2 separate regions of the Homo sapiens genome follow, and region 1 is linked to region 2. A link is a loop called in an ENCODE intact Hi-C map of the cell type or tissue named here. Cell type or tissue: heart right ventricle. All regions are shown on one strand. Links, peaks and the distances in the headings refer to the core of each region. The heading gives the core; the rest is flanking DNA. Region 1 has its middle 68 kb from the start of MIR4432. Region 2 overlaps LOC105374754 (a long non-coding RNA gene).

Evidence for each region. Hi-C counts contacts between places; a loop is a spot of excess contacts. Peaks named below come from ENCODE experiments on the same cell type or tissue, not always from the same donor. Only the 100,000 strongest peaks of a DNase experiment are listed, where the experiment ranks them.
Region 1: it touches region 2 in a loop (4-fold over the local background); 6 of 110 quality-filtered maps call a loop at or near these places.

What each region holds. Positions count from the first base shown.
Region 1 is chr2:60,315,230-60,323,567 of GRCh38, reverse strand. No RefSeq gene overlaps it. Among named protein-coding and RNA genes, the nearest start is that of MIR4432, 68 kb to the left of the region's middle. RefSeq lists a silencer at 1,077-1,328 and enhancers at 5,442-5,501, 7,362-7,411. In heart right ventricle, for the core only: CTCF peaks have their summits at 4,679 and 4,879 (motif pointing right); no DNase peak of the experiment used is centred there; H3K4me3 peaks cover 351 bases; H3K27ac peaks cover 335 bases; H3K27me3 peaks cover 1,140 bases.
Region 2 is chr2:59,298,469-59,306,806 of GRCh38, reverse strand. All of the region lies in intron 2 of LOC105374754 (a long non-coding RNA gene), which reads left to right. Among named protein-coding and RNA genes, the nearest start is that of LINC01793, 85 kb to the right of the region's middle. In heart right ventricle, for the core only: a CTCF peak has its summit at 4,813 (motif pointing left); a DNase peak (open chromatin) is centred at 4,840.

The sequences.
Region 1 (8,338 bases), core at 100-8,099, 1.0 Mb before region 2:
ATTGCAGAGAAACTGATTTATTTTTGGGGTGGTATTTGATTCCTATGAAGTAATTTGAAAACTTTTATTTCCCATTTTCCTTATTGTTATTTTTTTTTAGTGAGAGAAGGAAATGGGTGATACCTCCAGCCAAAGCTGTCATGTTATGATGCAGGCAGGGGCCTCAGCAAAGAGTGTGGTCTTTCAGGTAAAGGAATCAGGGCTGGGAGAAGAGAGGGCTAGAAATTGCATATGGCAGGGAGGCTGCTGGACTCTCCTGCTTTGCAACCGGGCACTAGCTGCAGGATGATTCAGGTGCAGACAGGTTTTTTTTTTTTTTGTGACTCAAGGACTCCAAATGATTCTGAAGACAAGGGGAAAGCATGGCGTGTTGACATGAAATCTGAGGCTTTCTTGGGTGTTGTGGTGGGTGAGAATGAAGGTTAGGTTTTCAGTGAGTTTGAACAGCACACCAGAATTTTAGGGAAAGAATTGTTATTTACAAATTCCTGGATCTTTCTCAGTGAATGGGGGTGCTGGTCTACATGCTTGGGGTCCCAGGCATTTCAGAGATTTGTAGGAAACACAGGGCAGGAAGGTGTCTAGCAATTAGGAACAGTTTCTCTGCTGGTCTGAGTGTCTGAGAGCCCTGGAGTTCTGCATCTTGACTGGGTTTTGGGACCCAGGCTTACTGATAGCTGAGTGGAGGAAGACGTGCACCAGTCACTTGTCTCATAAATATAATGGTAACTCAGAATCTTGGCCTTTAATCCCATGGCTATTTGCACAATTACCTTCTCATGACCAGCACTAATCCTCAGCAAAACTGCAAAGTCAGGTGAATCCTGCCTCAGTGGCTTCAGCTTTTTTATCTCCTCCCCTATCCCCTGGCTGGCCCACCCTCACTCACTTCCTCAGCTCCTATCTTCCCTCTCAACCTGGTGTTCTGGGCTCCTTTCTCTCTGCCCTATTAAAAATTCCATAGAAAACACAGATCTTAGTAACTCACATCTTAGCTTTCCCAAGAATGTTTGCATCTCTCATTATGTTCTAAAAGGCTTTGTCCTTTATGGGAGGAATGAATGCAAGTTCCACGGGGATAGATATTTTTGTTAGTTTTGTTTGCTGTCGTAACCCCAGGACCTAGGACAGTGCCCAGCATATGGCAGATGATCAATAAACTTAATTGAATGAATGAGTCAACTAAGTGAATTCAGGTTTTGGTCAGCACATAAGGACAGCTCTTCCCTGTGGGGGGAGCAGCTGGAGAGAGACAGACACTGAAACTGCCCCTACTCTCTCCAGGGTTTCACATACAGGCTACCACCTCCTCCGTCCCCACAGAAGGCCAATCCCTTAAATAACTTTTTAAAGACGCAACTTTGTTTCGTCAGACTCTCTGGGATACTAAAATCCCTGCTTCGGTTTCTGGCAAACTTTCCATTCTTACATGGCAAAGATGGTTTCCTTTCCCACTCTCCCAGGCCCCCGGCTTCATTATGGTGACCTCTTTCAGCATGGTGGTCAGTGCCTAATGTTCATTCGCCCCCGGGGGATCCCAAAGCTGCATATGCAATGCCCACCTCTGTCCTCACGGCGACGGGAATAGAACAGTCTTTCCTTTCGCAAACCTCCATGCCTGCGTCTCCTTTGCACGACTGACTGCTTAATAGTAAAATCGATCTGCTTCTAGGCAGGGGCTTCAGGCCTGGTGACTTGGCCTTAAACAAAGTCACGCCTGCAAAGGACAATTGCTCAGAGCTGTCCCTCTCTGAGGACTGCCCCTTGTTAAGGTGTGAGATGGAAAGTTGACAATGGAATTAAAATATTTTGGGCTGTTTGGAGAGCTGTTTTTAATATGTGCAAGGGCTGTAGTAGTCCTTGTTTAGAACATCTTCAGTTTGCCAGGGAGCTCTGTGCATGGAAAATGTGAGCGCAAGGCCTGAGGTAGAAGGGGAATCTAAACGACCTGGACATGTACCCGCTGTTCCGAGCAGCTGGGGGTGTGGGCTCTGTGTGTATTAGGGAAGGCTTTTCTTCTATTTCTAGACATTCTCTCTCCCACCTTTCAGTGGGCATGTAAATACCCATCAGCACCCTGGTCCGCAGGACCATCCCAGCCAGCTGTACCATCCACAGTGGATTGTATACATAATGCAACACCATTAACTGTAATGCTGTCACTCGGCAGAAAGAGCACTGGGGAAGTGCTGGGTGGAAGGTAGGAAGCTGCTGACCAGCTGGCTCTCGTTTATGTAATCATAAACTCAAACCTGCATCTCTCTGAAAGCAAGAAAAATCACTCACCCACCTTTGGATTACACTTTTACACAAATTAATGTCATTTTCTTTTCCAACAGTATTGACTGCAGGGCTGAATTTGGCCCGGCAGGCACAGGGAAAAGGAAGCATGCTAAGAGCAGCTGAGTTAACGGCATCCCTCTCAAGAAAGAGGATTCTCTGAGCAGGGTGAGAGAACAGAGGGAGAAGATGAAGAAGAAGAAGGAGAAGGAGGAAAAAAAACCCAACAACTTGCAAACACATACACCTCCCTGTGTGCTGCTGCTGCCTGGATGCATCTAAGATGGCACCTTGGTGCCCTGCCACATTCGGTCTCCTTGGTACCGAAGCGGCGCTCAGCTTCTTGTCACTGAGTGGATGATGATTATCTGCACCAGGGTCTCAAGGGTGCTCAGGCTTTGCTGGCGATTGGAGCTGAGATGCTTCAGCTGAAGGATTTTAAAAGCTATACAAGGCCAAAGAACCATTACCAGTCACTTGCTGTGTGATGCCTGTTGAAGAGGGGGTGGGTATGGAAAGGGGGGGTGCTGGGGGAGCCAGCAAGGGGAGGGCATGATATCTTTATCCCCTCCCTGTCCTCTCACTCTCCCCCTCTCCTCCCACCTCTCCACTTCCCCATGCCTTTTTAGCCACTGTACCCTTGCTGAGGCATGACAAGGTTATGTCAGTGTGGTCTGAGAATCTATTGATCACGGCCATCAAAGATCTTCGCAGGAGTTTAGGGATTTGGTGCTTTGCATAACACCCCACTCATCTCGGTTAACTCCTCCTGTCCTGGCCTGGGCTCCTACCACCTCAGAGCTGAGCTGTTTGCAAAACTTGCTAATTCCTGTGACAGCTGCTTTCTGAACTACATTCATAAGGCTGTCAAAACCATTGTAATTACTATTATAACAAAGCTCAGGTGCATGACCCAGGCAGCTAAGAAGAGATGGGATTGGATGAGACATAGCAAAGGGAAAAAACCCACATATAGCTACCAACACCCCATGCGTGTGCCTATTCACAGACACGCACATGCTTGCCTCATCTTCCCCTTGGAGGACCACAAAAGAAAGGTTCAATAAGCAGAAGGGATCTTGTTGATCTCCTATCCAGGTGATTTTTCTTTGAATCAGTGGAAAAAAAAAGAGATGGTAGAAACTACTGAGTCATATACTTGCATTCTGACATGTAACATCTCTCAATAAATGTATTTTGAGTGTGGACTGTGGAGCCAGCACTATTCTAGATGCTGCAGCTAAGCAGGATATAAGACAGACAAAAATCCCTGTCCTCATGGAGCTATTAGTCTGGATGCACTGATACGAGGCCGCCTGTCTTCAAAGTCTGTGAGTGACTGAGGCCTCCCCTGTGACTACATCATGACTGGATCAGTATTTTCCGCTAGTGCAATTTGCACAAATACACATACACACTCACATATAATACTTACAGACTTTAATAGTAAAAGAGTAAGAAAATATCTGAAATATTTCTCTTTGGAGTCTGCAAAAACAGGAAAAACTAAAATGTCCCAAACCATGAACCTCAAAGAAAAGTGACACTGGTTTTCAGCCTGATGATGCACTGTGTCCTGAGAGGTGTTTTTGTTAGCTAGATTTTACCCACCTGGAAGGACGATTACAAGGGCTTGCAGTGCATGGAAAAATCTAAGTATTTCTTACAGTAAGAGAGAGGTGGTGGTCCTCCACAGGCTGTAGAATGGGCAGTTCCCGTGGGTACCTGCCCACAGGTTTCCTGGGATGCTGCAGGGAGAGCAGGTTTAGAATACAGAGATGTGAGTGGTGTGGTCCTGGACAGGAGGCTACAGAGTGAGAGGACTGGCCTTCAGAGCAAAACTGTATTTTGCAAAGGATCTTGGGGACCCTTCTGGGATGCAGGGCATCATGAACCCCCAGATGGTGGCCAGGCTTGTGGTCCCGGCTGGGTTATACCACGGAGCATCCTATTCAGGGCACAGCAGAGTGCCCAGGTGTCTAAGGACCAGGGCACATTCAGCCTGCCTGAGGGGGCTTTTGGCCACATGTGACAACAGATGAGCTTCTGGTTGTTCCTCTCTGCCCTTAGCACTGGGTGTCACTGCAGGGAGGGTGGATCCCTTTAGAGACTTGTAGGGGCCAGGAATTAATCACCTGGCTGAAGGAGGGTGGGGGTGGAAGTTGAGAGGAAGAGAGGGGCAAGAGCACGAAAAGTTTGACAGAGGGGAGGAAAGAGAGGGATCTTTTTGGCTCAGCAATTCTCAGACTCCCTCAGAATCCAGCTCTTCATCCTTGGCTGTCCTGAAAGTATCCTTTTGTAGAGACTGATGTAACGCCTCGGCTGAGCCCCAGACGTTTTGTGCATTAGTGCATTGCCTTTGCACATTTTGGGAGCTGGAGGGTTGGAATCCCAGACACTTATGTTTACAGTGGGACTGCAGATTTCTCTGTTAACAGATTGGAGGAGCAGTGGCATTTGCATGCAGGAGAGTCGTTGTTTCGGAGGCAGGAGAATGCTGGGTCTGGGCTCTATGTTGGGAATGGGTAGCACTTGGCAACTTCACTGTCAGACCCGAAGCCTCCAATCTCAGAACGCCCATCTGAATGGGAGCCGGCAGAGGGCTCACGCAGCACGCAGCCCCATCCTGTGTGTCCAGCCTGCAGCAGGGCGGGGAGGGAGAGCTTCTTTTCTTTTTTCTCTTCTCTTCTTTTCTTCATCTTTACGCTGTCTTCAGAGTTAGGGGGTTACATTTTGGATGCTTCCCCTCAAAAGGCAGCTTGTTTTGAATAAGCATGCCCACCCCAACCATGCTTTTGAATCACACAGTGACTTTATTCATAAGGTCGCTCCTTTCAAGGCAATAGATGAGGAATGAGGAGTCTGGGCCCACAGTGAAATCATCACTAGCTAAACCCAAAGCAGGGATGCTAGCAAGAGAAGTCGACATCTTCCTCCAAAAAGGATTTATTTTTAAGCAATGAGAAGAAGACAAGGCGTGTGTGTCTGTGTGTGTGTGCTACATTCACGTGCCAAGCATGGCATAACTCTGCACGAAGACTACAAGCAACTTGAACTTGGCTTTGGTGACGCCCTGTGTATTTTTCTAATAAACAAAAACACAAAAACAGAATTTCTAAACCCTGGCCCCACCTCCAGAAAGGTCCTCCTCCTCCTTCTCCTCCTCCTTGTCAGACAGTTTCACTTCTGCCATGTTTTTTCATTTCTCCTTTAGGTTCTCGTGCCTTTTTGAATACCTTTGTAGTGAGGAGCCGGCTGCCTCCCCACCTCTTCTCACTTCTGCTGTTTTGTGATCTTGCCGTTTTAATGAGAGCACAGTCAATAACTATGGAGAGGTGCTGACGACATTACAAAGGAACTCGCCCTTAACAAGTCAACTGTAGACGAGGTGCCAACGGGATGGACAAGAGGATTAAAGTATTTATGCCAAAATATCAGAAGCACACGCAGAATTAGCTCCCTTCGTGTTAGATATTTTACTTTTGGCAAGTCCGTATTTAAAAATCTTTTATCCTTGTTTTGCTTAAAGTATTACAATAAGCCCTGGATTTTTCACAGTTACACTTGTATATTTTCACAGCTGTTTTAATCAGAAAAAATTAATGTGCTTTTGATAGCTCAGAAATCTATCACTGGCAAAAGCTTTGCAAAGATGTGCTATGGAGCAGAGTGGAATCCTCAACATCATACATTTTACTGGCTATTTGAAATTCATAGAATTTCCCCTAAATATTTTCTTTTGCAATTCTTGCCTAAATTAATCTAACAGCTCGGGCTGACATCTTTGATAATCTCTTTTGTTATGAATGCAGGGATTGTTATTGTTAACGTTCTTTGGTAACCCAATGTGAACTGTCTGTTACTGGAGGAAAATACAATTGCTATTTTTGGGTGTATTGGAAGCATTTACTAAAATAAAATATATGCCATAATGGATAGGCAGGACTGGTACTCTCGTTGGTGGCTTTATAGTTACTGGCTTAACCAAGGTGCTCCCCTGGATTTTCACCAGCAGCTCATAAAAGAACTTGACTTTTGCTTTTCAAGGTCTGAGACTCATACAGATCCATGGACACTGCATCTCGGGCATGGTGACAGCACATGGCCTTGGACCCAAATGCTGGGTACACATCATTCACTGGGCAAGAGAGGGAACTAGGAGTAAAGTTCCTGGCAGCATGTCAACAACACCAACACCAAAAATAATTAAAAAAACAAAGCAATACAAAAACAACTTGCAACAAGGGAAGGGAAAGATGGGAAAGGAACAAAAGAGATGAACAAAAGTCTCCATTTGCCCAGGTTTGCCTGGCAAAGAAGAGGCTGGTTTCAAGGGGAGGGGGAATCAGTGGATTAATGTGAACTTTAATACCGAAGCAGTGTGTGTTTATTGCTGGTGACCACAAGACATAAATCTTGCAAGCACAATATACAATGCGATGCAGCCCCCAGTTTTTTTTTTCCATCTCCAGTCTCAATTTGTGTGTAAGTGTGTGTTAAGTGCTGGTGAAAAATAGTGACCTTTAATAAAGGATTGTATCCTGTGACTATTTTCCCAGACACACAGTGACCTTTCAAACCAGACTGAGGTGAGGGGGTGTGGAGTTTGGACTTTGAACCGGCCAGACCCCGCTGCGCTCCTCTGTTAGCCTGGCCACTTTTTATTGTGTCACCAGGGAGCATTCTGTATGCAAAGCAGGCTGGGCTGGCAGCCTGAACCTTTGCAAATCAATTTGTCTGTGAAGGCGAGTCCACTGGAGTGAAAGATGGTCTAACAGGGCACACTGCCTCCTCTCTTTGTGACATCATCGCCTGTGGTACTCTTGTCAGTCATGTCTGCCCAAAGGACAGTTGGAAAGGGGGGCCATGCTGGGGAGGGGGTGAAAGGGTGGGAGGGGTTAATCCTCATGACCAACTGTGGCCTGAGAGACAAGGGGCATTCTTCTTAAGAGGACAAAGCTGGGGGGTGGATGATCTGCCTGGCTGGGAGGGTGTTGGGGGAGGGCACCATTCACTTTCAATATTGTTGCCTGGCTGTAGAAGCCAACCCTACTGTTTTTTCTCTCTTCTGGGTCTAGGTATTGTTACAGGAAGGGATCACTATCTCTTTTGGACCAAGAGAGTGTCAGGTCCTAAGGAAATGTTGAAGGTCATAGTAGCAAGAAGGTTCACACCTGCCAACGGAGCTGGCACCCATGAACTCTAACTTTTGACTATTTACCATTAAAGACCTTGAGCTACAATCCCATCTCATAGCAAACCTTTTCATAAGGGTTAATATTATTATTGATTTCCTTAAGTCTTTCCAACATCCACGACTGTGCATTAATCAGTAGCTAAAAAGACCAGAAAAGACAGAAAAATTTAACTACTTTGTTCCCTAATTCAAATTTCTTCAAGAAGTCCTTCTAAAGATATGGAACTCCTGCATTTTTCATAAAACAGTGGTTAGATCAATTTCCGTGTAAGCAATGAATCATCTTTATACTTCACAAAAGATGGGGAGCAAAGTTTGACTTACCAAAGAAAGGCTGACTGATTAGTCTCTGGGTGAACAGTCTGGTGGGAAGACCACAGATTCCTGACCCCTGCACAGGTTTAACATGAAGCCCTCCAAGGAACCTTTCAGAACTGCAGCAATGACTTACGGTGGCTTCAGAGTGGGGTGAGCTTGAGTTCTAATCCTTGCTCTATCACTTATCAGATTATGAGAACTTCGGCAAGTTACCGACCTCTTTAAGCCTTGGTTTCCTCATCTATGAAATGGGGATAAGGCATATTTACCGTATGGGGTTTTTGTGAGAATGAAGAGTTCAGATGCTTGCACTGCTTGGCAGAGTGCTGGCATGTAGTTACCTTCCATAAGCGGCAGCCCTGGTAATAATATCATAAGTGATGATTATTGAGGTTGGGTACTAAACAGGATGTTGTTGTCTACAGATAGATGAAGGATAATTCAGGTTTTAAATAGCTTTATCATCCATGAAGCACTTGTTTCAACTTAAAGATCCTGGACGTTTGAGGAGAAGTTGTGTTTTATTTTGCAAATTGTCATATT
Region 2 (8,338 bases), core at 74-8,073:
ATGTTCAAGGACTGTTAAGGAGACAGAAACCAGGTCAGTTAGGCATAGTGTACTTCTTGGTATTAAGTCTGGGACCAGATACATAAGGCCTTGAATGCCAAGATGAGAAGTTTCCTTTTATTTGGAATTAAATTCAAGAACATTTAAAATTCGGGAGGAAACGTGGATATATAGAGATAGAATGATAAAAGAAATTGACAACATGTTAATGTTTAGGAAGTCTAGGTGAAGGTTATACAGGAATTTTTTGTAAAATTCTTGCAAGTTTTCTGTAAGTCTAAAATTATTTCAAAAAATTTCAAAAGCTACATTTGTTTTAAAATAAAATAAAAAGCTTCGAGGAATACAGTAGCACCATGAGAGCAGTGTTTTAGGATGGCTGCACAGAGCACATTTTGTTGGTAGAAATTTGGAAAGCACCACATGGTTATTATGAGATCCTGGAGATAAAGTCACTGTAGCCCAAACTGGGGTAAAGATGAAGAATAAGTAACAAATGTGAGAGATGTAACATAGGAGGAACCAATAGGGTTTGGGGGTGTATTAGATATATAATATGAAGGCAGAAAAATTTAAAAGGGCTGTTAAGAATCCCAGATAGATATGTTTATGGACTTGATGGTGATGATGGTTTCACGGATATATATTTATTCCCAAACACATCAAATTGTACACATTATATTTGATTCATTGAATTATATATATTGTAGGTAGCTTTTTACATGTCAATGGAAGCTCAATAAACTCAATAAAGTGTTGTTTTTTTTTTTTAAGACTATGATATATTCACACACAAAAACTGATTTTCAGGTAGGTGAAAGAATCATAATAATCATGAAGAAAAGTAAAGGTCAAAGTAATACATGTGATTTTATATAAACTGAGTTTAAGGTGACTATGGGACATCTGAGTTGAACAGGATGAATATAAATCATTACACAAAAGTGATAAAGCTTTATGGCATGAGTATTTATGGTATTAATGAGTATTTGCCAGAAACAGGGAAGTATTTTTAGAATAAAGAGAAGTGAGGACAGAACGTTGAAGACTGTCCATTTGATGGAGTAGAAGCACAGAAAGAAGTCAATGAAGGTGACTGTGGAACTCAATATCCTAAAAGGCTCTCAAGAATTCCTGTCTCCTGGTTTTCACACCTTCCTGTCATCTCCTTCCTTTGCATGCAGGCAGGACATAGTAGTGGCTTGTTTCTAGTTGATAGAAACAGCAAAAATGAGAAAATCTCACTTCCAGGAATAGGTCATAAGAGATTGTGTCTTCCGTTTTTCTGGTATTCACTCTCTCTGCCTCTTCTCACATTATTGTCATGATGGAGAGGGACACTTGGCAAAGAACAGAGGGCAGCCCCCAGCCAGCAGCCAGAGAGGAACTGAGACTGCTGTCCAACAGGTCCTGGAGAATTCAATTATCCCAACAACCACATGAGTGAGTTTGGAAGCAGATCCGTCCCTAATTAAGCTTTCAGATAATGCCACAGATCCTGGGCCAATATCCTTTTTAAAACTTTGAGTTAAATTTTTTTTAAAATTTTTAATTGACCAATAATAATTGTATATATTCATAGTATACATAGTGACGTCTCTATACATATAATTTATATGATCAGATCAGATCAGGGTAATTAGTGTATCCATCATCTCAAATGTTCATCATTTTTTTGTGATGGAAAAATTCAATATCCTCTTTGTTTGTTTGTTTGTTTGTTTGTTTGTTTGAGACAGAGTCTCACTCTCTCCCAGAGGCTGGAGTGCAGTGGCATGATCTCGGCTAACTGCAACCTCTGCCTCCTGGGTTCAAGTGATTCTCCTGCCTCGGCCTCCTGAGTAGCTGGGATTACAGGAATGTGCCAACACATCCAGCTAATTTTTGTATTTTTAGTAGAGACGGGTTTTCACCATGTTGGCCAGGCTGGTCTTGACGTCCTGACTTCAAGTAATCTGCCTGTCTCAGTCTCCCAAAGTTCTGGGATTACAGGCATGAGCCACTGGGCCCAGCTCAATATCCAAGTTCTGGCTATTTGAAACTCTACATTGTTAACTATCGTCATTCTACATTGATATAGGACACTAGAACTTATTTTTCCTATCTATCTGTTACTGTGTATCCTTAAGCATCTTGATTGCAGTCTTGTAGAGTGTTGGTTTTGAGTTTGTTGGTAGAGTGTAGAGATCATGTCGCAGAGGACCAGCAAAATCATGCCTCAAATGCTGAGCCATAGACACTATGAGATAATAAACATTGTTGTTTTAATCTGTTAAATTTTGGTGTCATTTGTTACAAAATAGGTATCTTATGCAGACAGAAATATATCCTTTGAATAAATAAGAACAGAAACCAGAGTATGCAGTGTCATAGAAGACAAAAGAGAAAGGAAACTTCAAGAGGAAGAGAGTCCTCAACAGGCTAACTGTGGCACATTAGTCGCATAGGGTATTGGCTATTAAAAGACCCCTTGAACTTGGAAGTAAAATTTGAAAAAGTCTTTGATTGAGGGGCAATGGATAAAAAATAGCTTATGTGGTGTGGATGGGGATGTTGGCCAAGAGCAGACTTATTTGGGGTTTCTGGCAGGAAAAAAAGGAAAAGGAATTTACAACAGTAGCTTTGATGGAAAATTATTATCTTTATAATATAAATTTCTAGGTTTATCTCTAGGAAGAGGGAAGGTCTAAGGATCCTGAGAGGTATAGGAAGATGTGAAATCATTTATTGAGTACCTACTATATATCCCTCACTCGTTTCAGCACTAGAGACGCAGCAGCAAGAAAAAAAAAAGGTAAAGATCTTTGCCTCTCATAGTTTACATTAGAGTAGGAAGAGACAGAAAATGAAATAAGTAAAACATAAAATTTGTTAGATGCTGATATGTGTTATGGAAGAGAAATATTCTCAATATTCAGCCTTATGAGGAGGAGAAATACCACTTTCTCCAAGAAATATGGTAAAAATGTCAGATGATACTAGAGAGATGCTCTAAAATGGAGGGAGGGGAGAGGACAATTGAGCCATTTTGTAGAGAATGTGGCCTTTTACTCTGCTTTTGCCTAACACTTGTCTTAGCATATGTTTTTCAACACTGTACTGGGCTCCTACCTCTTTCACTATATTTATGCAGGAATTGACACATGTTGGAGGATTAATCGTTGATGTACAATCTTGGTCCCTTTATTATGGACGGCAATAAAATTCACAGTAACCAAGGCAGTACATTTTTCAATTACACATTATATTGTTTCATTAGCTGTCATACGTCACCTGCACCTACCTATCAACTAGCACTTTTTACTTCATTATGTGCCCGCAGTCATCTTTTAGTGACAATCACTGTATCCTGAATTGTCATAACAAGCCCTAATCTCAAGCAGCAATCCATGTTTCAGCTGCATTTTAGAACACATTTATGTATATGATTTCAGCAAATGTAGTTGAGTGCAATAGAATTGATTCCATGTCCTCCCTTCCTCCCCACCCCATATTTGTATATGGTATATATCTTCCCATTATTGTTTCCAGAGTAACATCACACTTTTCACTGCGAGTTGGCTCTACATTTGTGGACTTAACGTAATGGCCCATAGTGTTTAAATAGGTTGCCCAAAGTCACTGAATATATCAAGGTCTTGGTCATGGTGTTTCTAGATTGGTTCTCTAGAGTAGTTAGCAATTTTAGAGACAGTAAGGCAGGCCTGGAAAGGGTCTGTGAAAAAGTTCCTTAGAAAAGGGGATGATCTTTAAAAAAAGCAATCCATTCAGCCTGGACTAAATTCTGCCTCATGTGTCAGAGCCTATCATTTTCCTTCTTTTTCCTTTGGAGTTCTATTTGTGCAAGACCGTAGTGTCATTTCCAAGCTTTAATCAAAGATATACAAATACTCACAACTGCATTAATACCATGTCTATTTGATGATGCAATCTGTCTCTCCATCTGAATTCTTGCATGTGACGTGTGAACACTCCCAGTCCCAAATTTGCTACCACTTTGCTATAGATGCCTGAAATCGAGAACCCCATAGCATCCCTGTCTTGAGACCTTGTCAGAGTTTCACTCTCAACTAGAGATGTAGTTTTCCATTCCACTTCAAGTAAACTCAAGCCTTAGTCCCCTTTGCTTCCAGCTCTTCCTTAGCCAGGTCTGGAAACCCTGCTGAACTTCCTTCTGACTGCCTGGTGTTTTCTTAAAACAGACTTTCCCCACTCCTCCTTGGCCTGAAATATTCCAAAACAACATTCTGGGAATTCCCAATTAGAGATTCTTCCTCACTTCTTATATAACCAGTGAAGCTACCAATGCCATTCAGGATGTGGCCAATTTTATATCCTCTCATTCCTTTCGATTTTTCCGGTTAAGCTAATTTAATCCCTTCCCCACCAACAATCCCTTTTCCCAAATCCATATTCATAGTCTTCTTAGTAGGAGGTAAAGGGCATTAAATCCTAAAGGTTTCTGCTAATTTTCCCCATTCCTCTTTTGCTAACAGGGGAAGGCTTGTGTTTCCGCTGGGTTTGCTAGCAATGGGATTTTTTTTTCTCTATTCCTTAACACGGTTCTATAATTAATGCATGTTTCTTTGATTCTACATTTATATTTAACACATTTTAAAAGGTACAAAATGCGTTTTAAAGACGCTTCCCGATCCCTTGTGATTATTGGAGCACAGAGGAGCCATGTAAGGATCATGAGAGGAACTCAAGAAGGAGGGGTGGGCTACTGCCAGACTTCCCAGAGCAGAAGCCATGTGAAGGGGAAGTTCACTGACTTGGAAACTCTTGCACCACCTGCTGGTAATTTAGGAAAGCAATTATATGCCAGACGGGGACTGACGTACTCACTGTGGTATTTGGGAGCAACCACACTCTTTGCGTATCATTTTATCATCAGAGTCTGGAGGGCTGACAGATGCGGAGCTTGTGCTGAAACTTATGGAAAACTTAGTTTTGGCATCTCACACTCCTGGAAAACTGGCTAGCTTAAAAAAGAACGCTTTCTCCTCTTTTCCTCAATCCACTCCAACTCAACCTCAGCCTTGTGAGAGCTAAGTTTTCGAACGCCTCTCTATTCGTTCTACTCCGGTGTTGCTTCCTTGGCAAGTTCCTGAGTGGGCTCTTTCTCTCCAACTCTTGGAGCTCATTTTCTAAGAATAATGTCTACTTTGTTGTCCATTGACAGTGCCCTGGGGCATTCACATGCAAAGAGACTTAGAGACCAGGATAATTTCTGTGGCCTACAAATCATGAAAGGGGATGCTCTGGGGAGAGAAAGGAAAGAGTGCAAACTGAAATGGCTTTTCTCCTTGCATCAAAAATGCCTTGAGCTGCATCCCTTAACACCTTAATGGACACCCAACAGTCACTGCACTGATAAGGAAGCTACTAGAAGCTACTTAGCACAGAGTTATCACTCAATATGACTGACCATCATTCAGTAACTCTGAAATGTAAAGGATCCAGGTAATTTCTGTGGCCAATAGTTCTCAGCCCTCCCAATACATAGAAAGCACCTGGGCGCTTGGCTTATTAAATTGGTAGATTCCTGGGCACTGTCCCAGGGATCCATTTTATACCTCACATTTGGGCTCTGGAATCTGCACTTCTAAGAAAGCCTCTGAATTGTTCTGATACAGACGATGCTTAGACCACACTTTAAGGAACACCGCAGAAGTGTTTCTTATTCGCAGAATAAAAGGTTTCATTTCCAAAAACTGTTTCGCCAATTAGATCTTCTGTTCATTTATCCCACCTTCTTTACTATTGCTGCTTTGGAAGAAAATCAGATTATTGTTGGAAAATTAGAAAACACAGGTGAATAAAAATGAAAAATCAAACTCACATCCAGAGAAATAACTCATGCTAAACTGTTAATTTTTTGTGTATATTCTTAAAAAATGTATACATACACATAATATAAAATATTTGTGTATATGTCTATACTTTATAGGTTGTTTAGTTCACTTAATAAATCATAAATGTCTTTGCATACTGGCAAATCCATAATATCTTCATCATCACTTTTAATGGTTATTCCATTAAACAGATGTATGGTTATTCAGCCAGTGCCCTAACATCGAATATTTAGATTTTCTCCCAATAGTTCTATCTTATAAACCAAACCTGTGATGAGCATTTCTGTACATATGCCTACTTGTTCAGTCATTTCCTAAGGACAAATTCCTAGTAGCAGAATTATCAAGTCAAAGGATAATAGATTTTAAGGCTTTGATAAATTGCCAAATGTCCCCAAGAAATGTTTCCTGATTTACTCTCTCAGCGGCACTCAATAAAAATGAGGAAACACCCCTTCCCAATCTGGATATTATAATTTAAAAAAAAACTATTCCCATATGCTTTGATAGAAAAATTGTTTCTATTGTTTTAATGCGCAGTTATTTGACTCATAGAATGAATCTATTCTTTCTTACTATATGTTTGCCACCTAAGATTCTTATGTTACGAGCTGCTTTTTCATATGCTTTGTCCACTATATTTTTGAAACATTTGTCATTTTCTTAGTTAGTAGGAAGAACTCTTTACACTAACACTTAACAGTTTGTTAACTATATTTTATGTGAACACTTTGTTCACTGCATATGTGCAAATATATTACATATATTAACACTGTATTGGCTACATATTTGCAAATATTCCCAGACATTTTAAATACTTGTTGATAGTATTTTTAACTGGTTTGCTTTTATTGTTGTACAAGTATGATTAACTTTTATAAGGCAAAAATGTATCATTATGTTTTTAGAATTTCTGTCTTCAATGTCATATGTGACAAGACCTCTCCTCCTTCAAAATTATATAAATATTCACTCAAACTTTCTTCCAGTATTTTGTAGTTTATTTTTACACTTAGATCTTAGATTCATCTGAAATTTTTGTATGTGGAAGAATAACTTCATTTTTCATATTGTCAGCCTGTTGTCCTAATGGTTATCTCATTTTCTGTGAGAGAAAAGTTCTAAACAGCTATCTCAGTTACATACATATGCATGGTCTGGGAGAAATGAAACGAAGCAAAACATCTCCTTAGGAGGGTGCTCCCTGACATTAGCTCTGTGGAAAACTTCCTGTTGTAGTGGATTTTTGGGACTTCCTAATATATATCACTTCTGGAGGAAGCCATCCGCCTCCCCTTCCCTTTCCTTCTCACGATCTACAGATCTGTAGGTTTCCAAAGGCTGTTGCATCTCAGATAAATTGACAAGTAAAAGGAGAAGATAATGTAAGGAATTCACTATGATTAAATATTAATATTTTATTTGTATACTCCGGTTCCCTTCCATTCTCTATCAGTGTTTTCTGTACCTCACAACTATAACATGGTAGAGTGAAATGAGCACCAGCTGTGAGAGCACACATGTGTATTTTAACCCTGGCTCTGCCGCGAACTTGCATCTCTCAATCTTTTGTGAAATGGGGTGTATGCATTCGTCTACTTGGGCTGGTATAATGAAATACCACAGACTGGGTGGCTTAAACAACAGAAATGTATTTTCTCCCAGTTCTGTAGTCTGGAATTCCAAGATCAAGGTGCCAGCAGAGTTGGTTTCTGGTGAGGCCTCTGTCTTTGGCCTGCAAACGGCCTTTCTTCTATGTGTATGCAGAGAGAGAGAGAGAGAGATCTCTGCTGTCTCTTCCTTTTCATGTAAGGACACCAGTTCTGAACTGGAGCCCTACCCTATGACCCCATTTAACCTTCACTGCCTCTTTAAAGGCTCTGTCTCCAAATGCAGTCACAGTGGGGGTTAGGGCTTCAACTCATGAATTTTGGAGGGACACAATTCAGCCCATAACAATATGGATATCTAGATCTCATACAGATTTAAACACTTTGAACACCATTTCAAATAAGTGTCAGTGGCTTTGGGAAAAGGAGCCTGAAAAATGCAAATTGCATTTCCATTGAAGTCAGCCAATTTGTATTGAAGTCAGCCCAGGGCTGTGCTTGGAGCCCTGTTTGTTCAAGAGTAGTATACAAGCATAGTCCCTGCTCTTTAACTGCATAGCCTCTCATTCATTGTTGAGGAGGTGATGCCAACCTCTGAAACAATAAGAGAATAGTACAAAACCCAGTATCATTAAGGGCAAGTTGTGGGCTTCAACAAATGTTTCTACTTACCATCAGATAATAAGGCATCTTTAGAGTTCCAACACTAAAGTTGTGCTGAGACCATTTTCTGGGTTTTTAGCGCCTTCAGAGGCAAAGCAGAAAGTAGCATCAAATTTCTCCTGTGAAAACTTCTTTGAGTGTTAACTTGTTCTGAATGGAGGCAGGTAACCCTGTTCTGAGCTGACAAAATCAAACTTTACTTGATGC